2 separate regions of the Homo sapiens genome follow, and region 2 is linked to region 1. A link is a contact called in ENCODE Hi-C data. All regions are on one chromosome and are shown on one strand. The core of a region is the stretch at or near the end of the contact, and the rest is flanking DNA. Distances in the headings are between cores, read along the strand shown.

Region 1 (5,376 bases), core at 179-2,678:
AGCTACCCATCACCTGAACAAAATCCCCCTGGATGAAGTGAGATAATGTATCTTCATCACCTACCACATCTGTTTGTTAAAAAGATGATAGATTCTACTTTCTATATAAGATAAATAATAATCATCTAGTCCTGAGCATGAACACAATACTATAAATTTGGTAATCCTTTACCAAAAAAATACATGGTTTTAGATTATTCTTTTAATGTGTTAGTCTCAGTTAAGAAATTATTACTTTAACTGGAATTTTGGAGGAACAAGACTTAGAAATGATAAAATTTGGTGGTAATCACACACAATAACAATTTTTATTGTTTGAGTCAGTGCTAGAGTTCATTCAGGTGGTATTTGGCTGGCTTTGTTAGTCTTGCTTCCCAAATTAGCTTTGCTTTCCGATCCAGATGTCAATATGTGAAATGGTCATCAGCCAAGTGCAGAAGGATACACAAGCTGGCTGCAAAACATGATGACCTATCCAGTGGAAAGATGAAACCTGACAGAGACCTGGGGACAGGCTCAGACTCTGCCTGGGAATGCTTAGGAATCTGGGGAAAAGCACATCGGAAACTTGAAAAGGGAAATGGCAAACTTCAAAAATGTACAAGCTGAAAGCTACAAAAAGCTCAACCCAACCGTCTTTGGAAAGGCAATCCCAGTCCTTGGGAATGTCATAGAGCAAATCTATTACCACATACATGAACTCTCAGTGCTAATATGGCTTGCCAATGAAAATTTGGCTCTCATGGACTGAAGCATAATCAATGATACACAAATCAACTATTCCGAGTGTATAAACGAGCTCTGTGAATTGATGAGACATGTGTAGCCCTGAGGATAAGAGGATAACAGGTGTATAGTCACTGTTTTCTCAGAGCTGGTCACATGAAAGGAGAAAGCAGTGATGCATACAGCTGTATTTATATCCTGCATTCAATCATGGAAAAAGCAGCATTCAATATCATTGTCTGCCCCCACTAAAAGGAGATCTGGATAGTTCTTTTGGGAATTTCACAAGTTATCTGGACACAGAATGTAGCCCTTACTTATTTCTCAGCTCTACAGAGTTTTAAAATGTATGTGTAGGGGAAGGGATATTTGGCATATCTGGGAACCTTCCTCACAATTTACTGCTAACCTAAAACTGCTTTAAGAAATAGTCTTTAATAATGATTTTTTCAAACCAACAAATATTATGCATTGCTTTTAAAATTCAATACCAATCAGTAAATGTGCTTTGAAATTTGTAAAGCCCAGGTAGTTAAGACACATACACTTTGTGAGTCTCTTAGAAATAGTGGCACCATCCCATCAGAGCAGGCACAATGTCTCCTTTAACAGATGGCTGGGAAAGAAGGCAGCCAAAAGACCATGTATGAACAACAAATGTGCTTCTAAGGGCGGCAGTCCAAGCAGCGAATGTTGAAATTGTTTTCCATCCTACGCTTGCAGGCCTGTGGCAAAGGGACTGGGGAATCAGTTGACTTGTGTGCGCTTAAGCAAAATGGCCAAATAGCTCCCATGACTATAGGAAAGGAGACCAGCAGATGTGGGGGCAGCAGAGTGTTCCAAGCATGGGATTAGGAATGCTCATTGTCCTTGCACCATTACGAGCAAGGCTCTTCTGCTATCTGTTAACACCATGTTTTATCTTGTTTTCATTCATACACGCTGAAGAATGAGCACAACACAGGCAGTTTGGCATCTTTAGAGATGAAAAGTATTTTCGCTAGAAAGATCAGGTACAAATCTATTTTACCTAAGAAGAGAAATATTATTTATAAGAGGGGAGGTGTCTTTGGTCTTTGCTGCCTTTCTCACTGTGCTTTAAACAAATTTCTACTACATAAATGTGGGTATAACTAGTTTATAATCTTATATATGTCTAGTTCAAGTCTTACAAGGATGCAGTGGAATATCTGCAGTGAAGAGAAGTCTTGCCCATCTATATAAGGACCTCTGGAGTAAAAAGCTGCAGTGTTTGTGAATTTTGAGGCTATGTTGTTGAATGATCATTTTTACATTAATGAGACTTTTTGGCATAGTGTGTGGATGGAACTTAAATTTTAATAGAAACATCATGTTATTAAAGCCCAAAGTCCATTGGTGAGGGTATGTGTGTATGTTTACGTGTGTGTATAAAGTTGGTTTCTATATCCAAATGACTATACATATATGAATATAAAAAAGTTACTATTTCTGGGTTTGCTGCATTGATTCTTTAAATAACTAGATTTTTACAGTACTCAGAACAACGAGACAGATAAGTTTCATTGTAAAATGAGGCCCTTGATAAATAGACTTCTGTTGTGGGACTTTTCAGTTCTTAGAAGAGTTCTTACTTTTTAAACGTATGTATTGACAACAAGTGAAAGTAGACGGAAGAAAGATTTGATCCATATGGTGCCATAAAATCCATGTTTAAGTAAACCTAATGCTACTTCTCAAACAGCACTCCACCAAGTTGACACCCATACTCTCTCCACCCTGAAAAGGTTTAGGGAATAATCACTTTTTCAACCTAATCTTTATTAGATCAACTACATTCTCTGCCATCTTATGATAGGAACCCCACTCATATATAATGCAGACTGGAGGTAAAGCCTTTAAAAATATATAATGTCCTTTCATAAGTTTTCAGGAAGTGAGAATCTTTGTATAAAATCAGGCTGGGTTATTGACTCAAGAATTCTCCCATCTGCCGAATCTAATCAGTACAGCAAACATCTTCAAATTATTCTCAGACACTGACACAGGCTTATGAAATACATTCCTTTCTATTATTTCCTGATCTTGTCCAACTTTGTACACTTTGAACCTCTAGGATTGGAAATCAATCATGCTGACAACTCATGTTATTTTTTAAAAAATTAATACTATTTGCCAAATCTTGAAATATTTCTCCCAATTTTCATCAAAAATGAAATGTTATTTATTATGGTAATGTTTTTGGAGTTGTTCGTCTGTAGTTTCAAATAATGTTGGCTTAAAATAATGTAGTTAAATATTTTGTATTTCAAAATAGCTATAAGAGATGAATTCAAATATTCTAACCACACAAAAATGATAAATATATGAGTATGCTGAAAACCCTGATTTGACCATTACACAATATATACATGTATCAAAACATCATACTGTACTCCATAAATATGTGCAATGATATGTATCAGTTAAAATAAATACTGAAATAAATTTTAATGTAGTTTGAAATGACCTGAATTTGTTGAAATTGCTGTTATAATCAGAACTACTTTAAAAGTTTAAATTTTTATTACTTTAAAATTAATAGAATTATAAAGTACAATTAAAGCTTAGATAATTCTGGAACCCAAGTACAGTTTTATAAAAGTAGGATATTTAATTTAAAATGCAAAAAAATGTCTATCAAACTAGTGCAATGAGACATGGATGACAGGTCAGATTTTTGAATTTTTGGGGCAGTGCTGCCCTCTAATGACAGTATTGAAGAACTTGCTTTATTTGGTCATTACTTAACAGAAAGTTTAGCCTCACATTTTCATTTCTGGTTACACATTAGAATCACCTGGGGACCTTTTAGAACAGTCTCCATTCCCATCCCCCAGAAACTCTGATGTATTCATCTACGTCCTGGGCATTAGTAGTTCTTATGCTTTCCTGGAAATTCAAATATGCATCATTTTAAGAAATGCTAGTTTAGGCAGAGAAACAAAGTATTAACAATACCAAAAAAATTGTATCCCAGTCCCCAGAGTATCTAGCACACCAGTGATCACCGGTCTCTTTCTGTTCTGCAATACCATTTTCAGGGACCTGGCTTCTGACCCCCCAAACTCCCTGATTAGCCATTGGCCAAGTTATTACATAGGCACAACTAGGTATAAACATACCGACATAAAGAAACACAGTATTATACATTCACAACTGCAGAAAAAAAAACAAAAAACTTTTCCTTCCAATTCCCCTGCATCTCAACTTCTTGCCAACTTCCAAACAAAAAAAAATAGCTTCATTCATTATTATAATTCAGAAGGCTTTAAAACTGATGACAATGCTGTTGGGAAGAAAGGGGAACAAAAATGGGAGGATGGCATTAAAAACAGGAGTGGGAGGTCTTTTTTATCTTGTGTATGTTTCCTGTCCTCCCCATTGCAATATAATTTTAATAATAAAGGAATTTTTGTCTGTTTCAGGACAATGCCTGGCACATAGTTAGCACTCACAGGCATTGTTTAATGGATGAACAAATAAATGAATGAATGCATGAATGAGTAGGTTTATGTTTGAGACTGGGTGAGAGAGAGAAAAAATAGAAATAAATATTTAAGGCTTTGGGAGAAGGAACAGGTAACTTCCCACTGAAGGAAAAAAGATACCTATCCAAATGAAAGGTTGAAAATACATATCACTGTAAAAAAGGGAAAAAAATGGAATAAGAATAATGGAAAAGCAAATTTATAATTAATTGGTAGAAACCTGTGAATTGTGTCAAAACCCAACTATTCCAAAACTGACCTTAAAGGTCATTTAAAGACACATGATTAGAAACAAAATTAATTAGTCACTTTTGGAGGGTTTTAGGGAACCACCTCATTATTTTGATAATTAGTAAATAGAAGGTAAAAATTAGTAACTTGTCTTTCCTACACAAACTATATCACTGGGTAACCAAACATAAGTATTTTTCTGTAGAATAGTCCAGTTATTAAGTACATAAGAAATTATTGAATTAGCATATCATTACTATCATTATCTTCCAACCCACAATGAATGAATTAATTGTTTAGGCATTGAGCATCAACAGCTGCTAACAGGACAAAGGAGTAATCATCAGACTCTTGATACCTCTTGATAGACGAACACACCACTACCTATAAAGTAATCTTGCTTAAAAAATTCAACCTATTTGGCAAGCCTCTAGGCTCAAATACCAATATACAGAGGACAAAAAAAAACTTATTAAAATATACAGAGGTGCAATCAGTAAAATCCAGAAGAAGGAAATTCTATGGGACAAACAATCTGGCTTCCTCAAAAATAATTGCAAAGAAAAGAGAGTTGGAGAAGAAATGTGTAGATTAAAATGTCTTAAAATACATATCAATGAGGCACAATTTGTGAACCTTACTTTGAAATTAATTCAAACAAATTATGAAAAATCAATGATTCATAGGGCATTAGAATTTGAACACTTACTGGATATTCTATATTAAGAAATGTTAATTTTAAGTCTAGTAATAATATTATAGTTATGTTCATTCTATATAGTGAACTATATATAATAGATATTATATATTAATTAATATAATATATTAATATAAAATATATATTATATATTAATATAAATATATAAATATATAATAACAGTATATATAAATATATATTAATCTGTATATA
Region 2 (5,508 bases), core at 1,986-4,485, 230 kb before region 1:
TATATGTAAATTGTGAAATTGCTTTAAGTTTCTTGTATAATTGCCACAAGTTTCAAGAAATGATAGAGAAAACAAAAATGTCATTGCATACATTTACATTTGAAATTACATTTAAAAAGTTAAATTAAGACATACATGAAATTGATTTGCTTGAAGAGTCAAATCTTTAAAATATGGTTCTGCAAGGATCATCAGCTCTAGATATACCAACGTTTATATTATGAAATAATTTATCAGAAATGTATCCCAATGTTGCCATAGCCTGCAAAATAACCTTAACAATTCTATTAAGTTTGAAACAGTGGAAAGATCATTCTGAAGTTTAAAATTAAGTTTAAAACAGATCAAAATTTGTTTGCAATTTTGCATTTGCCAATAGTGACTTGCTTTTAATTATATTGTTTGAAAATGAAGTTGCTAAATGTGTCAATATTTTGAACTTACAGATTTGTAGAAAAATGACCAGAAAATCATATGATCAACCAAGATAGCATGTTAATAAGATATTATTCACTATGTTACATAAAACGATGATCCCTATATATATATATATATATTGCAATTTACAAGTTTACATTGTAGTCCTGTATCACAATCACTCCATTCCTTTTTGTTAAAAAAGGAAAAAGTTTTATATGTCGGTATATCTTTAACTGAACTTCTCCCCCTGCTTTTTGAACCACAGGCTTGACATTTTCAGTTTGTACCAGGTCCTACAAATTACATAACTGATCCTGCCCAGTCTCTCTAGCATAGCTCATCTCCCATAAGTAGCACTCACACACACTTCTTTCTACCGCCAGTGATGTCTTTCCTTTGGTTATGTTTTGTCTCCTGCTTACTATGTTCTTCCTGCCTCCTCACCTGTAAGAATCCTACTCAACCTTACATACTCAGCTCCACCTATGAAAATGCTATAGCATGGCTGGGCGCGGTGGCTCATGCCTGTAATCCCAGCACTTTGGGAGGCCAAGGGGGGTGGATCACGAGGTCAGGAGATCGCGACCATCCTGGCTAACACGGTGAAATCCCGTCTCTACTAAAAACACAAAAAATTAGCCGGGCGTGGTGGCGGGCGCCTGTAGTCCCAGCTACTCGCGAGGCTGAGGCAGGAGAATGGCTTGAATCCGGGAGGCGGAGCTGGCAGTGAGCGGCGATTGTGCCACAGTACTCCAGCCTGGGCAGAGAGCGAAACGCCCTTTCAAAAAAACAAAAAAACAAAAAATGCTATAGCACTTTGACCACACATTCTGTATAGCCTTACTGTTTTGTGCTATTATGACCTGTTTGTATGTTTCTCCCTTTTGCTAGACTCCGATCTCTTTGAGGGCAACCACTCTCCCTCTTTAATAGTTACTATTTCTTAGTACTTTGTACTGTGCTTTTCTTATTTTAGGAGTTTAATGAATATGATTAAGTATAGAGTATTGAGGAGAACAACAGTCAGCAAAACTGTTAATGAGGAGATGCAGATAAGTTGGCGAAGGCATTGACCAGGGTTTCTCCAGTGTGTCTGGTTGACTTAGCAAGTGTCCCTGTCCTCTTATTGCCTTACTCCTGAAGAAGTGACAGAAGAACCCAAGACCTGTTAGTCAGCAAAGGGGGACTGAGGAGAAGAGCGCAGCATCAAAAGGGATGCCAGGTGCAATGGCCCAGAAGCAGGAGAGAGCACAGTGAGTCCCAGGAGCTGAAGGGGTTTTCCTCCTCAAGGGGCATCCTTGTTCCCTGAGGAAGGCCTTCGCAGAGAGAGAAGGAATGGTTTTATGTCTAAAACCATTTTTAGCTTCCTTCCCATGACCTCCCAATAAGCTTTTTAAGATCCATCTCTAGATCAATAATAATGACAGTGAGATATTTCACAGTCAAAATATTTAATATCATGCTTAGGACTTTCCTTTATCATTAAAGTTTGGATCATTACATAAGCCGCTGGCTCATCTCCATCTATTAGCCCATTAGCTAAGTGGTGATGCTGTTGGTCCTATTGGGTGGTTCACTGAATTAATCAGTCTGTGTAACAGATGTTCTTTTCTGGGTATGTGGTAGAGGGGTGTGACTTAGGTCTGTAATCAGAGATGGTTTCCCTACCTTCCATGTTTAAGTCACAATAAGGTACAGGTAAGAAGGAAAGATCATAGCATATCCATTTCTACCACTGCTGGAAAAAACTTCTTATAGCCAATGCCCCCTTTATACCAAGAGGAACCCAAGTCTGGTTTTCTAGATCCAATGTGAAACTCATATTTCCCCTTGAGTGGGACACAGTTAATACACCTTAAGAGTTTCCCCGGGGTAAATTTTTTTTATTAGAGTTCAGAACTTTAATTAAATCTTTAAATATGGTGGTTGGTTGTAATATATATTGATTCTTTGATTTTGGGAACTGTAGGTAGCTAATAACTGTTCAAAAAATCTTCAGAAAATAACTCAAAGATTTTATGCTGTATGAGGTCGCAGGCTTCTCTGTCTTTTCTGATAGAGACTGTTTCATTCTTATATGTTCCTTTTTAGGTATCCTAGAGAGTCAGTCATAGAAAAGACAAACACATTTATAAATGTGCTATTTTTATTTTTGGCTCTATAGACTACCTTAACATATGGCAAAGTTTCTATGAAAGAGGATATGAAGGCCCTAGAAAGTTGGGGAAACATGAACATATAGCCAAATTTAGATATCTTAAAAACAACAAGGTGTACTTACAAGCTTAAAAATAATTTTCTCAGTAAATCTACAAATAATAATCAAAAGGATGAGAGTGGGGAGTGTAGGAGTTCACTCTTTATAGATATTTATTTAAAAAGCCCTAATGAGAAAGTGTGAAACAAGAACAAGGAGCAATTTTCTACAGAGAGACAGAGAGAGAGAGAGAGAGAGAGAGAAATACTATGTGTTACATGCTGAGAGTGTCAAAGGACTGTAAAGATGTACCCATTTTAAAAGTTTTTAATGAAATCATATATCGAGGTGAACTACATTAAAATTTATTTTTCAACCATTCTAGAAATGATAGTCCAAGTTGGCATGTCAAGACTGGTAGGTCACGCACTATTCACTGTAGCTCAGATTGCTGGGAGTCACATCCTCCTTGTTAGTTTCAGGTGACAGCTCACTGTACAGGGGAGATCCACTTGTAGAGAAAGAGAGAAGAGGGATAGGAAGATTTAGCACTGCATTTTCACAGGGCAAGAAATTCCAACCTAGCTCCAATGTGTGTTGGCCCGTTGCCTGGGATCTTGTTAAACACATGACCATCACTCTTCTGCCTATTTCTGGCCTGGATTTGGAGCTTGGTGTCTAAGCAAACCCCACTGGAGCTAAAATTAGGCAGCCAAATTGTGACAAGACATACTTGTCTTCAATAAAGAAGAGACATCTATTTAAAAAAAATGGATGTATCCGTGGGTCAACGTAAGTCACACGCATCTTAGCAGACTGTTTTCATTATGCAGAAACAAAATTAAAATAGACCAGCTAACTAGACTGACTGCATTCTGGCCTTTAGCCATTTAATATTGCCAGAGTAGCCCAATTCTGTTGCTAATGGTCCTGTCTAGCTGTAGGAGAGTTTAAGGAGTAAAAGCAAAATAATGAACTATTGACATGAATGATGAAAAGCAGAGCAAACATATATAACCATATATTTTAGATGAATGTAATTTTATGATTTCAAAGTTTGGAGGCCTTTTATATCACAGGAGGAATGTGTTGGGGTTTGAGAATCAAGGCATTCTCTTTCATTTGACTGGTATCTTATAGAAGCGGAATTATCATTGAAATTATAGCAAAGGACAGTAACAACAATTCTTTATATTTGTGTGACATTTTTACCTTTTAAAATATTTTTACACTTATTTCTCAAACTTCTCACTAAATATCTTTTGACTGCCCACTTTATGGGTATTACCATAAATGGTATCGTGGGAGAAATCAGTGATGAATCAGAAATTTTTTCTCCCATCAAGGAGCATAGGATCTGTTTTTAGAGGCAAAAAATAAATGCAGGAAAAATTAAACAACCACAACAAAAGAATTCAATGGCAATTTGAGCTCATAGTAGAAGAGCTACTTAAAAAGTAGTAATGATTAACTGTTTAACTGCCACATGTCTTCCATAGAGGAATTTAGAGGAAAATAATCACTTCTGTTTTCATTGATTATGGAGGAAGGAGTTCCAAGAATATGTAGAGGTCCATGGAGATAATGATGCAAAGAAAACAGGGAGACTAGAAGAAAGGTTTCAGATAATGGTGGGTACATTCTTTTGATGGAAGCTTATGTAGGGAATTAGCTGTCTTCACACTGGATGTGTCTATAGCAGGTGTGCACCTTTATATTTACTTGAGAGATTAAGCCTTGCTAAGTCCAGAGGAAGCCTGAAGACACAGAGCCTGCTGTACCTCTGGAAGGAACTCGAGCCTGGGCAACCAGACTCAGGCTGCTACTCTTTCTATCACACAATACTTAAAATCACAGCCAAAACATAAATAAGCAAAAAACTAAATAGAATCAACTAAATAACCCCTCCCCTCCAAATGTAATCACTTCAGAATTAAAGGATCCATTCTTCCTGGTTATGGTAGGTTTATTCTTCCCTTTCAGTTATAGCCACGACCCATCCCATCTCTCTTGATGCCTTCAGAACTCAAATACAGTTTATGACGAGGTTTCTAGAATGGGCACCTTCCTGTAGATGACCAACACCTCCGTTACACAGGAACTTTCAGGCTGGAGATACTTCCTACCTGTAATAAATTATTTCAACACTTCACTATTGAGAAGATTTAATTCATTCTCAGTAGTGACCAACAAGGACAAAAGACATTTAAATATGTTGGGCTCAAAAGACATCATGTTTTAAAAATTACTATGTTTTTGTATGAGTAAGAAAATAGGAAATTGAAAAAGGTTTTGCTAAGCATCTTTCATAATCAAAATTTCATGGTTTGATTTTATAACCAGACTGAAACAAAAGATGTTTATTCTATGAAATGGCTTTTGCCAAGATTGCAGTGACCTTGTTGTTAAAACTAACAGGCACACTTCAATGCTGATTTCATGTGATCTCTCAGCAGCATTCAAGTGATGACACTCCCTTCTTTCTGAAATGTTCTTTTTCATTGGCTGCTGTAACACCACACTCAGTTTTCCTTCCACTTTGACCCCTTTCTTTCAGTGTCCTTTGCAGGGTTCTCTTCTATTACCTGTGCCTTAAATATTAGGATCATTTGGAGTTGTGACCTGGGCATTTTGTCTTATAATTCTGTATACTCTCCTTGAAAAAATCCATCTGTTTCCATTGTTTAAATTAACTTTTCTATGCCCATGACTTCCTTACATAATTCACTCATGTGTTCAACTTTCTACTTCTACATCGAAAAGTCTACTCTCTACATCCAAAATTCTGTTTGGAATTTTCATGAGCACCTAACTATAGCCCCCTACCATCTCTGCCCTTCTTCCAGGGCACCTTCAATCTGCACATTGCACCACCAACCCACCAGCCACCT

What was found. Hi-C counts contacts between places; a loop is a spot of excess contacts on that map. Pooled maps may share reads with other maps.
Region 2: a map of Right ventricle myocardium inferior shows a loop between it and region 1 (4-fold over the local background). The contact joins two enhancer-like sites. A Hi-C loop is called at or near these places in 17 of 168 maps with a recorded cell type or tissue (HepG2, Panc1, Right ventricle myocardium inferior and 5 more), 14 of 37 single-sample maps with no recorded cell type and 14 of 50 pooled maps.

What each region holds. Positions count from the first base shown.
Region 1 is chr6:116,970,228-116,975,603 of GRCh38, reverse strand. No RefSeq gene overlaps it. Among named protein-coding and RNA genes, the nearest start is that of RFX6, 96 kb to the right of the region's middle. Within about 2 kb of position 1,428, at least 2 of the 41 ENCODE cell types and tissues checked have a DNase peak (open chromatin) inside an H3K27ac peak, as active enhancers do.
Region 2 is chr6:117,197,943-117,203,450 of GRCh38, reverse strand. No RefSeq gene overlaps it. Among named protein-coding and RNA genes, the nearest start is that of VGLL2, 65 kb to the left of the region's middle. Within about 2 kb of position 3,235, at least 3 of the 41 ENCODE cell types and tissues checked have a DNase peak (open chromatin) inside an H3K27ac peak, as active enhancers do.